Linked DNA regions of Mus musculus: region 2 is linked to region 1. The links are chromatin contacts, found by Hi-C or POLR2A ChIA-PET in ENCODE. All regions are on one chromosome and are shown on one strand. The core of a region is the stretch at or near the end of the contact, and the rest is flanking DNA. Distances in the headings are between cores, read along the strand shown. Region 1 has its middle 5.7 kb from the start of Gm39023. Region 2 holds the start of Mcee (methylmalonyl CoA epimerase).

Region 1 (5,355 bases), core at 1,146-3,645:
GTCAAATTATATGATATCTGGAATGAACTATAATCCAGAATTGGAGGGCTCACCTGTGATCCAGATCTTGAGGCTACAAGATACAAGCTTCTGATCTGGATCTTGGCATGGACATCCTGAGTGAGGCACAGTGGCCATGAAAAGCTTAGGCCCAGGATACTGAGGCAAGGAGATCTCTGAGTTCAAGGTGAGCCTGGGACAAAGCAAGTGCCAGATCCAGGCGTGGTAGTACACACCTTTACTCTGGGCCACACCTTCTACAGGAGACCTACATAAGGACTTTGGAAGACTCACTCTTCTTTGCTTGCGTTTACTTGACAGCACATCTGGTGGAATATACTTCTACAGAAGACCAGCTGAAACAACTAGCTTCATGGGCTTGAGCAACTTCCCAACTGATTATTGTTGGGTTAGTTGGACTATAGACTATAAATTATCACAATAAATTCCCTTAATATAGAGAAACATTCCATAAGTCCTGTGACTCTAGAGAACCCTGACTAATACAGTGGATAACCCTCAATTTTTTTAAAATATTTATTTATTTTATTTATGAGTACACTGTCGCTGTCTTCAGACACACCAGAAGAGGGCATCAGATCCCATTACAGATGGTTGTAAGCCATTATGTGGTTCCTGGGAATTGAACTCCGGACCTTTGGAAAAGCAAGCAGCCAGTGCTTTTAATGGATGAGCCATCTTTCCAGCACCCCCCCCCCCCCAATTATTTATCATCTATCCAGTTTCAGTTATTTTGTTATAGTGGCAAAAATAGAGTAAGTAGCCCTCAGGGTGACTCAGGGACAGTAAGTATTATTCCAAGGGAGGAGGCACAAAGATACAGGAGCCCAATAGAGGGCTCAGGGGAAGGGAAGGGGAAGCAGAGGGAAAGGACCAAGGTCTGTGGGTTTCAGAAGCAAAGGGGAGATCTATCAGGGGACACTGGACACAGAGAGGGTCAGGGACTTCAGGAAAGCGGGCACCTCGATGGCTTGGTTCACACTGAAGCATGCTGGTGGGAGCGGGCCTGGGGGTCCTGCCCACATAGGTATTAAAGGTGAAACTGGAAAGAAGGTCATGGCTCCCAGGCAGTGGCTTGTGAAGGCAGATCTGGGTCTGCACTATAGAAGCTGCCTGGCATTCTGGGTCTGGTGGGCCAGGGTGGCAGTCTCCTGGTCTGCTTCATCTCAGAGCTTCTGCCACCTTTGAACGTTAAGGAATGGAGGCAGGGAGACTAATCTGAGACACAGCCTGATTGTGAGCCCGCTTTAGAAGGGGTCTGAGCCTGTATTCCTGCATACCTAAGACCCTATACTCTGGAGGGGAACATTTAGACAGGACATTCAAGGTTAGCTGGTGTGTACAGGCAAAAGAGTTACTGGGAACCATTGTAGCAGTTCTTGGTGGGAGAAGCCCTTGGGTTGCAGGGCTCAGGAGGAAAAGAAGACAGGCCTCGGGGATGGAGATGGAATTCAGGAGCCAGGGGGTCCCATACATGGCTGCATCAGCATCCTTTGGGCAGCTTGCTGAACACACATTCTGATTTTACAAACCCAGGAAGGAGCTACAGTGTTTCCTGGGTGCTGGGTGCTGCTTCTGACACTTAATGTTATAAACTAACTCTATGCCTTTTCCCTTTCTTTCAGGAAGAAAGAAAGGAGCGTGGGCAAGGCCAGTTGAGCCTGTTGGGTGTAGTTTGGGGTGGGGTGACCTTGACATGCCTCCTCCTAAAAAAAAAAAAAAAAACCAACAACAAAACAAAAAACAACCTCAGAACTGTTTTTGTTTGTTTGTTTGTTTGTTTTTGTTTGTCTGTTTTGTTTTAAGTACCCAGAGTGCCTATGGGCCTCTGACAAGGCTCTTTGTCCTGGACACCCCTTTGGCCTTGTTACAGTCTAATGGGCCTTCCTGGAAGTGGAGCTGGGTCCTTAGTCCTGTCCAGATGTCCCTGTCCTGGAGAGTGCCGGGCCAGGAGAGGGCAGGGTGAGGTGATTGCTAGGAAAGGAAGTACACCGGGTCACAGTCAGCCTCTTCAAGCCGATTTAGGAATGTCAGGAGGGGAGGGGAGGCAGGTACAGTGGAGGGGTTTCTGTTAGAGACTTTGGACCTCACGTGGAGGGCAGAGTGACCCAGGGGTTCCTCCCGGTCCCCACACGTGCGGTAGACGGCCCCTGTGGTCTTGCTGTATGGTTGTGGCAGGTAGTGTACCGAGCCCGAAAGCAGTTAGGGACAGGTGTTCAAGCCTACAGAGGCGTGCTGTGCCCTTCTTAGCCCGAGAGCGTAGGAGATGGGTACCGGATCTCAGAAGCAGAGGAACCCAACCCTTCTCCCTACAACAACCAAAGGGACTCAGCGGCTTTAAAACGGGCGGGGCCCCGTGACGTCATCTCTTGAGGGAGGAGCGAGCTGTTTCCCGGAGCCACTTCCCACCAGCTCTTCGGTGGTGGGTGGTTCCTGGGCCTGCTGCTAGTTTAGGGCAAAGTCTTGATTTTCTAGCTCCAAGAGCTACTAACAAATCACTTAACATCGTCAGGCACTCTTCTCTCATTTATGAAATAAATGCATTTGTTTATAACTCTAGAGGAGCTAACGTATGTGCAGTACAAGGCTGACCTTTGTGCACCTTTGACACCGTTTTAATTTTTAAAATTAAAATATTCTCCGTGTATGGGTGTTTTGCCCGCAAGCGTGTCTGTTGCCAACTAAGGGTACTTGATCTTTCCGAACCGGAGTGACAGACGGTTTTGAGCCATCTTTTCTGGGATACGACTAATGTTCTCTGGAAGCAATCAGTGCCCTTAATTGGCATCTCTCCAGTCCTATCACCATTTTTTTATGGACCGTATCTAGTGGCCAGCATCTCCTGGCAATCCTGAATGCCGACGGATGAGGGTTGCAGATGGAGTAGAAGGACGCAGAGCACATGAGCAGGTGTGGAGTCTGTCGACTTCTAAAGTGACGAGGTCTCATCCCCTCCATTTCTCCCATCTTTCTGGGGTGGACCTCAGCCTGAGGAGCTAGGGCAAACTAGCCTTCTGAGGAAAGCATCACCTTGGTGCTGTTCTCTTGGCTGACCTCAAGTTTTCCTCCATCTGCGTAGTACCAGTGGGCCCGGGAGCCCATAATTAGACTAATGAGGTGTCTGTTGCACACACGTCTGTGCCTAGGCTCCACTCTGATGGCTACCCAGTAATTTGCCTGATCTCTCGGATAAGTCCTTTGCCTGGACAGGTTCCCACCACAAAGTGCCCCATCTCAGGGTGGAGCCTGTAATTGCTGCTGCTTTGCACGCTCTCTATTTTCCCACCTGCCTATGGCCCTGAGAGTCCTCAGGGGCCCGCCATCACATCAGGGGAACCCACTAAGCCAAGGGACGGGGCTGTGCAGGAGATGTAATAGACCATATGAACTGTCTGCTGTTTGAAGGCATGGTGGAAGAGGCAGCCAAACCTAGCCAGCTGTTGACCTTTTGGTACTGTGAAAGGAGTGGTGGGTATCTGGGAGATGCTCTGTCTGTGGGTCTGTCCCTCAGTGTTCATCCATGCTCATTTACAGTACCTTGTTCCAGGGCTTTGGGGCCTTTGTCGCTTCTAGATCTCTCTAAACACCTTGGTTTTTGAGCCGCAGCACCACAACCACAGCCTGCGAAGAGTGTGTGTTGGTGTTAGAACAGGACCATTGGCCCTGGAGAGTCTAAGTAGGAGGCTAAGGCTGCCTGTGGCTTACAAATAAGAGGCGGTGGGCAGGCAGGTACCATTTCCAGTTTTCCTATCCAGGCAGCCCCAGGCATTCCTGGGCTGGAAGAGCTGGCAGCCCTGGCAGCTGGGTGCCATCCATATGGTTCCCTTTGATCTACTCCAAGGACTGGTGATGTCACCAGGTGGCTTTTCATTGAAGATGGCACCAACAGCTCATCCTTGCCTGGGTAGTCAACCCTGGCTATGGAGGTCCTCACCCTGTTTTTCTTTAGAGAGTGCCACTAGTCACCTCAGGCGATCAGGAACAGATGCAACTATAAGAAGCCCCAGCTAGGCTGTGTGTGTGTGTGTCCACCCCCTTCGGAACTGAACTCACCTGAAAACAAGGGCTCCTCTGCTCCAAAGGATTTAGTGGGCGTGGAGTCTGCCTTTCAACATTGCCAAACCACCGCATAATCCCCTCAGATTCCCACAGCCATCAGGCCCACGCAGGGGCCCGGTGATACCTTGACACCCACTGCTCCAGGCCCAGGCCTGTTTCTTTCATTCCTAGAGGAGGTCCGGGGGCGCTGGAACCTGTGCTGCCTTCCAGCGCTGGGTGTGCCCTGAGTCAGAGCTGGCTCACACTGGGTGGGTAGAAGCACCAGAATGCTGTCCTTGGAGGGGCACAGGAGCACTAGCCACTGGGAGGCAGGTTCTGTAACTCAGGGGCTTTGTGTCCACAGGGACCACGAGGAGGGGCTGAGAGCCTGTCACACTGGGCTTCACATCTCCCTGCCTTATGCTCTCACAGGCCCTTCGACTCTATGCAGTCAAGCCTCTGTAGTCTCCTTTGAACTGAGACTATGTCCTTCATTCAGGGGATCTACAGTGAGCTGCCTAAGGTGGGGGTGAATCAGATCTCCAGGATAGCATCCTTGATGCTGGGGGAATCACAGAAGCAGACATCAAGAGGTTCAGGACCAAGAGGGAACCCAGAACCCTTAATTTTAGAGCCTGCCAGACATGGGTCCTACTCTCTCCTTCCAACCCCTCCTCCTCCTCTCTGCTTGAGCCTTCATGAGGCTCAGCCTTTGGGCTTTGCTACTTCCAAGGACTTCAGGAATCCAGGGAGTGCAGGCATCCAGGCTGGGGGTGGGGGATGGGAAAAAGGCCCACCTTCACTTTCAGGCCTGCATTTTACCTGGGGATGGCTGAGAAGTGCATGCACATGTGTGTTCACGTGTGTATGTAAGACAGGAGACATTGCCTTCTACCTTGTTTGAAGCAGGATCTCTGTTGTTCGCTCTCCATACAGCATACCAGGCTAGTCTGCCCAGGGACTGCTTGAGAGTCTGCCTGTCATCTCTCTGGGGGGCGGGGCTTGAGGATTGCAGATGCGGTCTGGGGTCCTCTTGTATGAATGGGAACATTCTACCCACAGAGACATCTCCCAGCATTCCCCTCTGTTTTAGACAAGATGGCCTGACACGATCTTCCTATCTCATCTAGTTCTGCAGTAAGGAATCATACAAATGTGTACCGTCGTGACTAGCTTTGATTTTAGCCCATTGTGGATTTGGGGTCTTCTGATTCGGGATGCTCACCGTGAACTTTCTAGTCCGATAGAACCATGGTGAATGGTGCTAAAGATGCATCGCATCTTCTTCTGCTATAG
Region 2 (5,355 bases), core at 1,284-3,783, 530 kb before region 1:
TGAGAAAATTTACAATGTGGTGTTCTGATATAAGTATATATTATGAATTACCACATTAAGCCAAGTGTGTGTGTTCACAAAGGCCAGAAGATGAAATTAAGTATCCTCTACATTATCCTTATATGTTTGTTTCTGAGACAAGTCTCTAAATGAATCCCATGGTGACTGGCTAGACTGGCTGGTAAGTGAGCTCTGGAGATCTGCCTGTGCTCCTTCCCCAGGGCCACAACTCGGTCTGATGTGTGCAATCATGGCTAACTTCTTTTACACGTGTGCTGGGGAACAGCACTCAGGTCATCACACTTTGGGTCATCGCACCTGTAGGCGCTTTACTGGCTGGGCCATCCCCCAGCCTCGAGCTAACTTTTCAAAGATATTTGTATTCCGACTCTTGGGAAGTCACAAACGTAAAATGTAGTTTGGGACTAGGTTGGGAAAGCACAAGCTCTGAGGTGGGAGGGTAGCATGGCCTTGCCTTTTAGTTTGCACTGCCATAAAATAGGCACACTGAATACCTGAGCTATTTAATCTTTGTTGGGACTCTGTAGGTTGATATTATGGCCTCCATTTTTAGAAATCTGGAATTAGGCCTATCAAGATTAGGTTCTTTGCAACATCACTTTAAATGGCAAAGGCTTGAGTCCAGATTTGTCAGACATCAGAGTTGATGTCGAGAAACTAATGTGTTCTACTCACTCCTTTTCCTTCCATGCTGGGAATCAAACCTATGCCCTTATATAACTTGACAAGTACTTCTCATGAAATTATACCCAGAGTCCTTTGCAAACCCCTTTTTCCCTCAATTGAAAAATACAATCATATTTTAGTTTGATGCAGTTTCATGAATCTTGGGTTGCCCTCAAGCTCGGTGTTTACCGGAGGATGGAGCCATGCATATTTCCCAAGTGCTGAGATTACAGGTATGCACCGCCACACTGGTTTATGTGGGAACGAAGGCTGAACCCAGGCTTTGTGCACTAGGAAAGCACTGCAGCATCTCAGCTACAGTCTCAGCCCAGATTCTCAGTCTTTAGTATCATTAGTATGTCTGACGAGTAATGCCTAATTTCTGAGAGAGAGCTTGCTAAGAGAGGAGTGATTCTGCTTTAGTAGATATTTACAAAAAAACAAACAAACAAACAAACAAAAAACCCAACGTATGATGAGTGAGCTAAGAAGGTGGCTTATATTTGACCCGGCATATATACAACAGGGAGTATTAGCAAAACTCCAGCATTAACTGTTAATCAGAAAATCATTTTCACTTTTGTGCTCTGGCTTTTGCTACAATATACATACACACAGTACTAAGGTGTTTTTGTTTTTGTTTTTGGACAGGGTTTCTCTGTATAGCCCTGGCTGTCCTGGAACTCACTTTGTAGACCAGGCTGGCCTCGAACTCAGAAATCCACCTACCACTGCCTCTGTGATTAAAGGTGTGCGCCACCATGCCCAGCTTTATTTATTTATTTTTTTTGCGCGGGGGTGGGGGGGTGGGGGGGTGGGGTGTTTGTGGCCCATGACTTTGCCTTGGAGACTTGTTTGTTAATGCAGACGAGGAATTTTGTGATTGACTGGAAAGGCTAGAGGGTTCCACAAAAACCAAATTCAACCTAAGAGCAGACTTGGAAAGATGACTAGTTTCCACAGGTGAGCAGACAGAACTCTCCAGGCCTTCCAGTTCATTCGCCTAACACCCTTTAAGCATGCTAGCTAATGGATTTGTCACAATTGTAGCAGAGTAACTCTGGAACCATACTGCCGTATATTTTCTTCCAGGTAGACAATCTCAGACTGAGGGTAGTAACTGCCATCATGAAGAAAGAAGAAAATGGAAGAGAAAGTGAGACAGGCGGGAAAGTTGGGCATCTGTCACCAAGATTCTGCTTATCGATAAAAGAGATGGAGGTCGAAAGAATTCAAGGAACTTACAAATCCTTCCGCTTGTTCCTTTCCTGCTCATGTCAGATGAAAACATTTAGTGTGGTACGTGTGTAAAACAGGCTTGGAGTCACTTTCAGGACTCGCCACTTTGCTCTTTTCTCCTATCTCTTAGAGCACACATATAATAAATAACTCAAGTCCCCTCTAGATTTACTGCAAGTCCTGACTTGCTGTGTTCCTAGGCAGATTACCTGTTTGGTCCACGTTTGCCAAGGGCAACCCCTGTGCACAGAGGACAATAAGGAACTCCCGTGCTAAGAGAGTGCAGCTCCGGGAGCCCAACACTTCAGACCCAGGCCTTGGCCACCCGCGGCCTCCCGTCCAGCGTGCCCCGCACCCGGAGCCCCTGATGGTGCCCCGTATTCACCTGTAGCGCCCGCAGCCAACGCGGCGGCCTTCACTACACGCCTCATGTCCAGAAGCTACAGGCTTGCACAGCGACCTAGGGCAGAGACAACTGGGAGAGTGGGCAGGGGGCGGGGACTGAGGCCCGGGGCGTGTCAAAGCTGAAGTGGGCGTGGAAACGGGGCAGGGACGGGGCGCGAGTCCGGGGTGCCCAATACCCTTCAGGGAGCTAGACCGCTGAAGAGAGCTGGGCGAGCAAGGGGCGGGGCGTGAGACCTGGGGCGGGGTCACGAGACGCGGAGCTTGACTGACGGCGGGACGAGCGGGGGAGTGGCGGGTGCGGCGTGAAGCGACCTTCTTTTTCGTTACATTAAAATACTTATTGTATCGAATGCAAAAGCAGAAAGCAATCACGCGACACCACTGTGGTCTTAGAAATACAAAACATTTGGAGAAAGTGCCAAGGCGCTTGAGATGACCAATGGCTCTTTTCGGTGGTCTGCCCCACCCCTACGCATGCCCAATAGAAGTGTTTGCGGCTATAGGCCGGAACCTGTGTGTGGCGGAACTTTAGGCTCTGAGCTTCAGGTTGCATAAGGCGTGTGTTTGGCGTACTGCTTCCGGCCGGCCGGCCGGCTCGCAGCACTCGCGTGGTGCCGTAGTGTGTAGCTATGGCGCCTCGCGTGTTTCGTCGACAGACTCTGGAACGGTGTCTGAGGGAAATCAGGAAAGCCACCAACCGACCGGAGTGTTTCCTCACGTAAGTACAGATCCAGGTCTGGGAGAGAGCAGCGCGCATCTCACCGGTGCTGGGCGGGCCAGCATATGGCAACTTCTGAAAGCCAGGAAGGGAAAGTACAGGTCGCTTAGCCCCAACTTCAGACAGTTTTTGCTCCGTTGGCCTGTCAAAATGCTAAAAGTAAAAGCGGCTCGGTGCAGATTTCCTAGTTGTGGGCTATTGCACTAAGCCCAGTTATTCGCGTCCAGAGAGGCTCATTGAGGGCGGAATATGCTTTCTGAATTTGTCCCCAAAATACACACTGAAAGTACGTACTTGTTGCTTGTCAATGCATTTTCATGACTTGTGGTGGAGACCCACAGCCAGACAGTAGACGAAGCTCGGAGAAGCCCGCAGAAGAGGGAGGAGGGGTGACTGTAGGAGCCATAGGGGTCCCAGGACACCACAAGAACATGGCCCACAGAATCCACTAACCAGGGCTCAGGGAGGGGCCCACAGAGACTTTACTGGCTATCAAGGAGCCTGCGCTGGTTAGCGCTGGGTCCTCTGCATATATATTGTGATTGTTAAGCTTGGGATTTTTGTGGAACTTGTAGCAGTGGCAGTAGGCTCTTGGAGCTCTTGTACCCCTGCCGGATTGCCTTGAAATGAGGGGTTGTGTTTGGTTGATATCTCTGGAAGCCTACTTTTTCTGAAGAGAAACGGAGGAGTACTGTGGATCTGGAGGAGGTGAGGAGGGAGAAGAGGCTGCAATTGGGATGCTTTGTAGGAAAGAAAAATAAATTTAAAAAAAATAGGAGAGACTTCTTTCTTCCCAGCACTTTGATTAAGTTCTGTAAAATTATGACTCTGACTTATTATTTTTTAAATATTTTTTATTATTACGTATTTTCCTCAGTTACATTTAGAATGCTATCCCAAAAGTCCCCCATACCCTCCCCACTACTTCCCTACCCACCCATTCCCCATTTTTTGGCCCTGGCATTCCCCTGTACTGGGGCATATAAAGTTTGCGTATGACTCTGACTTATAATGAAAATCTTAGCAACAGTATCACAGACTCATTGTGTCCAAAATAGAGCTCCTTACCCCCTCCTGTACTCTTCTCTCCCCTGAAGTCATTTCCCTGTTTCCATTACGTTTACGGCCCCACGAAAAGGCAGTTCTATCATTTCATTTATTTAGATTCAGCTAGTCTGCTTCCTTGATGCTTTCATTTTTCTCTGTCCTATTTTCTCTATCCCCTTTAGCATCCTGCCTACGCTATATTTAGACACTGATTCCTAGTTGTCATACTGACTGCGTCTCCAACATAAAAATCCTTTGCGATGCTTCATCAGCTTTCTAACAACTCAACTCTATCGTGCTTTTTGTTTCCACATTGTAAATTATCATTTCAAACTTCAGCCTGCAACTCTGTTCTCATTACGCTTAAAGTGTTCCTGTCTTAGAACTCTGCGTGGTTTCTGTCTTGCCACCCCCCCCCCCCCAGCTTCTATAACCTCAGCCGTACACTCTGCCTCCTCAGTCACACTACAGCTGTCTTGGTCTTTCTGTTCTTCACATTGTCTGAAAACCAGAGTTATGTGTTTCCACATCTGTACAGGATACTCTATTTTACCTGTAGGTCTCAATCCCATTTCAGATATCATATCCTTAGATAATTTTTCTCAAGCTTAAAGCCAGGTGGGAATCACTTGCCAAACGACTAATAGGTGAGGAGTATGTATGATGCAGATTTGAGGATTTAAGGCTGACTTCCTGGGTATCTCCAGGCAAGTAGATGCGTAAGCTTCAGTATATACAGCAAAGTCAGGTTTTTAGTTTTTACGGTCTGGCTCATCAGCAGGGTACTGTTGGGAACTAGAGTCTGTACTTAAAATTGATGCTTCATTTACATTTTAATTTGCAAATACGATATGTCTTTTTCTTTTATTTAAAAATGCTTGATGCTATTGTGTATAATTCATTCTCACTTAATTTTCTTTCCAATAGAATTCAGAATGGACTAGCATCAAACTTCACATCTTTAACAAAAGTTCTATATGATTTTAATAAAGTATTAGAGAATGGCCGAATCTCTGGAAGTCCTTTACAGAAACTTGAGATAAACAGTTTTGATGATGAGCAGATTTGGCAACAACTCGAATTGCAAAATGAACCTGTCTTACAATACTTCCAGAATGCAGTTAGTGAGACAGTTGAGGATGAAGATATCAGCCTTCTCCCAGAATGTGAAGATGAGGAGTGCGAAGAGGATGCCTCAGAGGTGGAGGCTGACAACCAGGAGAACCTAGAGACAGACTTGGATGAAGAACAACTGTCAG

The links. Hi-C counts contacts between places; a loop is a spot of excess contacts on that map. ChIA-PET counts read pairs that join two places held with the same protein, here RNA polymerase II (POLR2A).
Region 2: a map of heart shows a loop between it and region 1 (2.3-fold over the local background). The contact joins the promoter of Mcee here to the enhancer-like site in region 1. A Hi-C loop is called at or near these places in 1 of 37 maps with a recorded cell type or tissue (heart). POLR2A ChIA-PET finds 5 or more read pairs at or near these places in 1 of 5 experiments (embryonic stem cell).

What each region holds. Positions count from the first base shown.
Region 1 is chr7:63,855,696-63,861,050 of GRCm38, reverse strand. No RefSeq gene overlaps it. Among named protein-coding and RNA genes, the nearest start is that of Gm39023, 5.7 kb to the right of the region's middle. Within about 2 kb of position 2,395, at least 1 of the 3 ENCODE cell types and tissues checked has a DNase peak (open chromatin) inside an H3K27ac peak, as active enhancers do; it is heart, where a contact is called at or near this core.
Region 2 is chr7:64,389,800-64,395,154 of GRCm38, reverse strand. Mcee (methylmalonyl CoA epimerase) reads right to left here and starts at 2,533. Exons shown (of 3, transcript NM_028626.2): 1 at 2,312-2,533. The coding sequence starts at 2,357. Mphosph10 (M-phase phosphoprotein 10 (U3 small nucleolar ribonucleoprotein)) reads left to right here and starts at 2,919. Exons shown (of 11, transcript NM_026483.2): 1 at 2,919-3,049; 2 at 5,024-5,355. The coding sequence starts at 2,961.